Regions from separate parts of the Homo sapiens genome. Here all the other regions are linked to region 3. Evidence: chromatin loops called from intact Hi-C (ENCODE). Cell type or tissue: endothelial cell of umbilical vein. All regions are shown on one strand.

Region 1 (2,500 bases), 220 kb after region 3:
AAGAGCATTAAATGAAGCTCCCTCTGGCACAAGTGGAGCACTCACCTTAGGGGGGCAGGGGGCCCGGCTCAGGTGGTAACTGGCGGCCAAGCCGCTGATGCCTCCGCCCAGCACGACCACGGTCCGGCCCATGCGGAAACCTGGGGGAAAGGGGGCGATATGGACAGGCAGACCGGGGACAACCTGCGCTCCAGAAGCCCCGCCGGTTTTGAGTTCTATCCCGGCCACTCACTGCTTTAGGGGAAACTAAGTGTGCACGGATGGGCTGGTGGAACAGCGAGGTCCCCGTCCAGGGGCCAGGACTCACCCACAATAGGTAGGGATGAGAGAAAATGAGGGAGAAGGAGATCGAGGTCCTAAGACCGTACCCCGCCGGCGCTCTGCTGGGTGCAGATAAGGGCCACACCCTCGCTATCGGCCCTCGCAGGGCTCGGGCGGCGGGCAGTACGCCTGAGTTCTGAGGTGCTCTGCTTGCCACACCTCTGTAGGCCAACAAGTGCTTCAAATCCGCTACTCCCACCCCCAGCCTTTTCGGTCTCTCCTACGCTCCGTCCACTCTGTTCTCGCGGCACGCGCCTAACCCTACCTCTCCTACATCTGGATTGGCGGGACTTGGAAGGCCCCGGATCACGTTCACCAATAAAACATTGAACTGGCAGAGGCGGAGCGACGGCAGCTGTAAGAGCTGGAGGTTAACCGTGTTAGCGCCGAGCTGGGAGTGAGCGGCCGTACCCGTCACTGCCCTCCTCAGGACCGAGGCGGCGAGCGCTTAATGCTGGAGTTAGCGTTCCCCAGCACAAGCTTACCAGGTCCAGCTAGGGTGACAACCCTAGAGGGAAGGCCGCAGGAGCTTTGGTCGTAGGGAGAATAGATAGGGACACTTAAGGCCAGTCCACGGGGAGGCGGCTCCATAAACAGCTCCTTGATGTTAGCAACAGACCGGGCCTACGGGAGCTAGGGCCGCCCGGCAACGTACCCAGTGTTTGTCAACAGTGGCACTCCCCCATCGCCGACCAAACCAGTCGCCCCAGAGCCTGCACGCAGCCTCACTCAAGTATGCCTTTCCTCTTTTCCTCCCAGTACATAACCTTCACTGCTGGGGGACACAGGTCCGGGTCCAGCACCATCCCCGAAACCTTCCCCCTCGGCTCTGAGAGCGCCCCCACCTGTTAGAGAGGGAACTTGGGTCCCAAGAAGACTCCAATTTGGCTCAGTTCTCTATCACCCCCTAAGCAAAAATACAAATAAGCACATCATTTTTTCTTAATAAATTTATTCACAAAAAGTGATATTGCAGAGGGTCTGGGGGCTGTACATGGGCAGGGGCTTGGTGAGCTTTGTACATGGGGCTGGGAGACAAGGGAGCCTCCAGGTGGAAGGGTATTTTTTAATAAAAAAAATAATGGAGCTACAACCACCCCCTCCCCCCTCCCCGATTAAAAAGACACAAAAATAGACGTCTCTGAGGTAAACGGGGAGCCTGGGGCTTAAGGGTGTTTAAAGGGCTTCACAGGTGCCAGAGCTTAGAGGTGTCACAGGCACCGGGGTGGCTCCTGCATCAGTTGGTAGAACAGCACGTAGCCCTCGCTGGATGCCACCTGGTTTTCACTGACAGGGGAGACACTAGGAAAAAAGGAGATCGGGAAAGGGTTGTGGTCATTCCTGTTTACTCCCTTCTCCCTACAAGACCGAACCTCAGAGCATCCAGGAAATGATCAGGCAAGACCTCCACCTCTCCTTTCACCTGGCACTCTGCTCTCCTGGAGCTTCATAGAAGGGGAGGGTGTCAGGGCTGAGTGGGAATGGGGCAGGATGTAAATAGGAGGCTATTCTCACCGAGAGTCATTGTAGACATGCCAACCAGTCTGGCACCGGCACAGGGCTGTGTAGTGGCCATAGTGGACGCTGCCTGAGTGGTTGCAAAGGGCATACAGCTGGTATACAGGACTTCCTGCGGGGTTGGAGATGATCAAGTTCTATAATCAGAGCTGTGCCCCCACTCCTTTGGCTCCTTAGGACTTTCCCCACCAGACTCACCGGCTTTGTCACTGGCAAAGTCCCCTAGGCTCAGTCGCTGCAGTGGAAAGTCTACACCTACTGAACTTTTTTTGATGGAGCCTCGGGAGGCAGAAAATCGATTCAGATCTAAGCCCTGGTTAAGGAGCATTTGGGAGGCAGTGGGCCTCTGAGGGGAACTTCTTCTATCCTGAAAGCTGTCCTCTCCCCACTCCCGACACACTGGGAGCATCTTGTGGAAAAGTGGGTGGCAGACTTTTCCTAAGGAAAATTCAATTCTCTGGAAACATGGAGGAAAGAGAATGTATGGGAGGTATCCTAAGAGAAGTAAGAATCTGAAGATTAGGATATGGAGCACGAGGATTCGAGGGAATCTTTGTACTGTCAACTTTTTGGTACTTCGAGTTTTCTGCCGACATCGGTCACACACCTGAATAAATGGCAAACAGTGTTAGGTTAATATGCTCCTAACCTCAATTGGCTT
Region 2 (2,500 bases), 91 kb after region 3:
CGAGATGCTGCCACTGCACTCCAGCCTGGGAGGCAGAGCAAGACAGTCTCAAAAACAAACAAAAAAAAACTGCTGTGAATGCAACAGTAATACATGCAAACTGATAGGTAGGTATTAGAGACTCAAATACCACAGATAGCATTGTCTTATGACATGGATTCCTGAAATGGCAAACAACTCTTGGTAAAGTTCTGAACAAAAATTATGATGTCCCTTCAATCTACACATTACTTGTATTTCTTGGAAATTCAGGGTCTAAAACAATGACAAAAATACTTTGCATTTATATGTAAAATGGAGTTGTGTTCCAGGCTCCTTCTGGTTATAACAGGCTTTATTTACCTAAATTAATATCCAATGGGACTTTTTTTTTTTTAGATGGAGTCTCATTCTGTCACCCAGGCTGGAGTGCAGTGGTGCGATCCCAGCTCACTACAACCTCCGCCTCCCTGGTTCAAGCGATTCTCCTGCGTCAGCGTCCCGAGTATCTGGGACTACAGGTGCACGCAAGCATGGACAACTAATTTTTGGATTTTTATTTATTTATTTTTTTAAAGACAAAGTCTTGCTCTGTCGCCCAGGCCGGAGTGCAGTGGCACGATCTCAGCTCACTGCAGCCTCCGCCTCCCAGGTTCAAGCAATTCTCCTGCCTCAGCCTCCCGAGTAGCTGGAATTACATGCTCCCACCACCATGCCCAGCTAATTTTTGTATTTTTAGTAGAAATGGGGTTTCACTATGCTGGCCAGGCTGGTCTCGACCTCCTGACCTCAGGTGATCCGCCCGCCTCGGCCTACCAAAGTGCTGGGATTACAGGTGTGAGCCATGGCGCCTGGCCTCCAATGGGGCTTTTAAAAGTCATGTGAGATGTGGGACAATTCTTTTTTGTGCAGCACTGTCCTGGTCATTGCAGTATTGTCTAGGATCCTTGGCTCCTAAATACCAGGATCCTTCACCACCACCATCACCACCCCACCCCCCACCCCAATACACACACACACACACACACACACACACACACACACACACAATGGTCATTGCAGTATTGTCTAGCATCCTTGGCTCCTAAATACCAGGAACCTTCACCACCACCATCACCACCTCACCCCCCACCCCAACACACACACACACACACACACACACACACACACACACACACACACACAGTGACAACTAAAAAAAATCCCCCCACAGATACCCAAAACATCCCCTAGAGGGCAGTGCACCCTGTTGTTGAGAACTGATTTAGAAGAATAAATGAGGCCTAGGGCCTTCCCATGAGTTAAGAGGAGAGTTTAGCTTAGCTTCAGGATATCCACACCTACTCACTGGTTCTTCCCTGGAAGGATGAGGGACCAGAGAAGGTACAGATTTTACCTGTCTAGGTTATGAGGGACCAAGTGGATATGCCTGAGCTCAGCTAAGGGAAGCTCTGCCCTATAAGCTAGGCTGGACAACATTCTTGACAACCAATCTATTGCCCTTCACTTATCTAGCCCCTTATCAGGGTAATACAAAGGGCTCAGATTCTGGAGCCAGACTGCCTGAGTTCTGGTCCTAGCTCAAACATTTATTTGTTTTGGGCAGGTTATTTAATATTTATGTGCCTCAGTTTCTTCATTTATAAAATGGGGATAATAATAGTATCTATGTCATAAAGCAGCAAGAATTAAATGAGTTAATATATGTAAACGTGCTTAGAATGGGATCTGACACACAACTACTTACAAATCTTAGATATTACTATTATCATCACCATTCATATTCTGTAGGTAGCATAAGGCTGAGGAATCACCCCAACTTGGGGGTGAGCATCACTGAAGATCCTAAGTCTCATGTAACCTGAGCCAACAAAGAGTTATGTGCAGGTAAGGATACTCTCAAGTGATCTAGTGGGGGTGGCTCCCTTTGCTTCATGTGGATTGGTGAGTAAGGAAAGCCTATGATGATGATGACCATGATGATGATGATGATGATGATGATGATTGAAGCATGATGCTGAGAGGAAGGGTTCACCCTAACCCGATGACTGCAGGAGAGAAAGAGCCAACAAAGGAATGAGGAAGCTCTTCCTGCACCCTAGTGAACAGGCTGACTTTCTAATTATCTGTGGACTGTGAATCTCTGCCTTTGTAGATCTGGAGTCAAAGCTGCCACCTAAACAACCAGAAGGAAAGGCACCATCTTACACAAAAAGCAAACCTCAGGCCAGGCGCGGTGGCTCATGCCTGTAATCCCAGCACTTTGGAAGGCCGAGGTGGGCGGATCATGAGGTCAGGAGATTGAGACCATCCTGGCTAACACGGTGAAACCCCATCTCAACAAAAATGCAAAATATTAGCCAGGCCTGGTGGCGGGTGCCTGTAGTCCCAGCTGCTTGGGAGGCTGAGGCAGGAGAATCGCTTGAACCCGGGAGGCGGAGCTTGCAGTGAGCTGAGATCACACCACTGCACTCCAGCCTGGGCGACAGAGCCAGACTCTGTCTCAAAAAAAAAAAAAAAA
Region 3 (2,500 bases):
TCAAGTTTCATCCATGTTCTGGCATGTGTCAGAATTTCCTGCCTTTTCAAGTCTAAATAACATTCCATTATTTTTCACATTACCTTTTGTTACTTTAGGAATCATGGTCTGGGGGCTGGCCTTTAGCAACCAATATGTTTGGGGAGAGAGATATCTTCCTCAATGGCCTATCTTCTTTGTTGATGGATTCCTAGAGAATTATGCTACATTTTGCATCCAGGAAGGGTCACCACACCTAATTAGCCCACTTTTTTCCTCCAGAATTTTAATGTGTCTGAAAATTCACCTCTTAAAGGAGGAAGTGAAGGCAAGAGAAAGAAAGATGTGGGAATTGGCAGAAATAATAATTCTTCAAATGAGTCCCTTCCTAGACAGCATTCTCAAGCTAGGTATGCAAAAGAGCAGGACCACAGAGCTGCATTAAGGAATTAGATTTTATAGGATCAGAAAACAATCTTAGGAAACTGGGCCATTTTTAGTCTTCATTTCTTTTTGTGTTCTTATCAAAAATTGTAAAGGGGGTGGAAGATACATGCTGAGGTGGCAACCAACAAACATTCTCTTCAGAGGGTAAGACCACAGTGCTACAGAGAATGGAGAAAAATGTCATATACTTCCACAAACCAGAGTCAATGTTAGGAAAGATTTCACTCTAACGGCTTCCCTGCTAAGGGAGTTCTTCCATGAGTAGCTTTCACTGTGCAAGATCAGATGAGACCTAGGGTAGCCCAGGACACAAGGATCCTCCCATAATCCCCCAAGGGGCCACTTTCAATGTGGGCTAGTCTCTGCCCGTCCCTGCCAGGAACTGAAGAGGCTGTGCCAGTACCTTTTCCCCTGATCAGTCTCTGGGAAGGCAAAGCTTTTCTGCATCTGCCCTCAGTGGTTAGTGAGACTGTGGGATCGTCCTGAAGGACAGGAGGTCCTGGAGTTCACCCTCATGACATCATATCTGGCTTAGGACCATCACTCTTCATGTCCTGCTCATCGCTGTTCCTCACCATAGTTTCTCCCTAATGCAATGCCTTGTGGGGAGCTATTTCCCTGAGTACACAGTGATATCAGGATGTGAATCACCTTTTTCTGGGCAGAGGTGGTGGAATTTTTTACCATCATGAAGCTGAGGTTCCTTGCCCATTCTGAGTTGAATAACCCAAATCTTGGCTCTTAGAGCTTCTCATATCCCTAATTCCTTATAAAACTTAACTCTGTCCCCAGCTCTTTACTATCCCATTGCTCAGTATCTTCTACCACGTCCTCCTTCTCAAGACTCTGATACCTAAAATATACAATTTTACAGCAGCAGGAGGAAATAGGCAAAGGATATTTTCCTTTGTGGTGCTGGGTGTTGGGGATTAGTTGTAAAACTAGTCTCCACTAGAGGGAGACTTAATCTCAAGAAAGAAAACAATATGATCTGTGTCAAGTTGAGAGGAAGCAGAGGTATTAACTGTTTATATAGCTTTTGTATTATAGCCAACTATCTCTTCTTTAAAAATCTTTTTGTTGTAAAAATGAAGAGAATTTATTTATTTATTTTAGAAATTTTTAAAATTTTGTTTTATAACTATGTAAAATACTTGGGTTTCAAAATAAACGCTATAAAACAAGGCATATTTAAATAAGTTTATCATCTACCTCCACACCTTCCATATCACTCCTTCTCTCTCCCTAAAGGTAATCACTTGATTTTTAGTAGAGATGAGGTCTCATTTATGTTGCCCAGCTAGTCTGGAAGTTCTGACCTCAAGTGATCCTCCTGAAGTGCTGGGATTACAGGCATAAGCACCGCAGCCGGCCATGGTATTTCCTTCTCTATGAAATGTTTGTTTAATCTGTAGCTCAGCTTCCTTTTTCTTTTTCTTTTTTTTTGAGATGGTCTTGCTCTGTCGCCCAGTCTGGAGTGCAGTGGCTCGATCTCAGCTCACTGCAACTTCTGCCTTCTGGGTTCAAGTGATTCTCCTGCCTCAGCTTCCCGAGTAGCTGGGATTACAGGCGCGCGCCACCAAGCCCAGCTAATTTTTGTATTTTTAGTAGAGACGAGGTTTCTCCATGTTGGTCAGGCTGGTCTCAAACTCCTGACTTCAGGTGATCCATCCGCCTCGGCCTCCCAAAGTGCTGGGATTACAGGCGTGAGCCACCGTGCCTGGCCCCTTCTTCTTTTTGTAATGAAAAACAAACAAAAAAGCACACTTGGCCAGGCCCAGCACTTTGGGAGGCCGAGGCGGGCAGATCACGAGGTTAAGAGATCGAGACCATCCTGGCCTACCTGGTGAAACCCCGTCTCTACTAAAAATACAAAAATTAGCTGGGCGTGGTGGTGCGCACCTGTAGTCCCAGCTGCTTGGGACTCTGAGGCAGGAAAATCACTTGAACCCGGAAGACGGAGGTTGCAGTGAGCCAAGATGGAGCCACTGCACTCCAGCCTGGCAACAGAGCGAGACTCCGTCTCAAAAAACAAACAAAAAAACAAAAACACACACACATACACAAAACAACC

The links. Hi-C counts contacts between places; a loop is a spot of excess contacts. Peaks named below come from ENCODE experiments on the same cell type or tissue, not always from the same donor. Only the 100,000 strongest peaks of a DNase experiment are listed, where the experiment ranks them.
Region 1: it touches region 3 in a loop (6-fold over the local background); 6 of 110 quality-filtered maps call a loop at or near these places.
Region 2: it touches region 3 in a loop (3-fold over the local background); 17 of 110 quality-filtered maps call a loop at or near these places.

What each region holds. Positions count from the first base shown.
Region 1 is chr1:161,164,480-161,166,979 of GRCh38, reverse strand. USP21 (ubiquitin specific peptidase 21) reads right to left here. Exons shown (of 14, transcript NM_001014443.3): 11 at 2,368-2,446; 12 at 2,038-2,145; 13 at 1,837-1,951; 14 at 1,257-1,623. The coding sequence ends at 1,533. PPOX (protoporphyrinogen oxidase) reads right to left here and starts at 554. Exons shown (of 13, transcript NM_001122764.3): 1 at 308-554; 2 at 46-140. The coding sequence starts at 132. In endothelial cell of umbilical vein, a CTCF peak has its summit at 1,141; a DNase peak (open chromatin) is centred at 639; H3K4me3 peaks cover 1,235 bases; H3K27ac peaks cover 1,527 bases.
Region 2 is chr1:161,290,443-161,292,942 of GRCh38, reverse strand. It overlaps LOC107985221 (a long non-coding RNA gene), which reads left to right and starts at 1,611. Exons shown (of 2, transcript XR_001738270.2): 1 at 1,611-2,255. In endothelial cell of umbilical vein, a CTCF peak has its summit at 1,216 (motif pointing right); a DNase peak (open chromatin) is centred at 1,242.
Region 3 is chr1:161,381,198-161,383,697 of GRCh38, reverse strand. No RefSeq gene overlaps it. Among named protein-coding and RNA genes, the nearest start is that of CFAP126, 15 kb to the right of the region's middle. In endothelial cell of umbilical vein, a CTCF peak has its summit at 1,363 (motif pointing right); DNase peaks (open chromatin) are centred at 1,217 and 1,757; H3K27ac peaks cover 1,350 bases.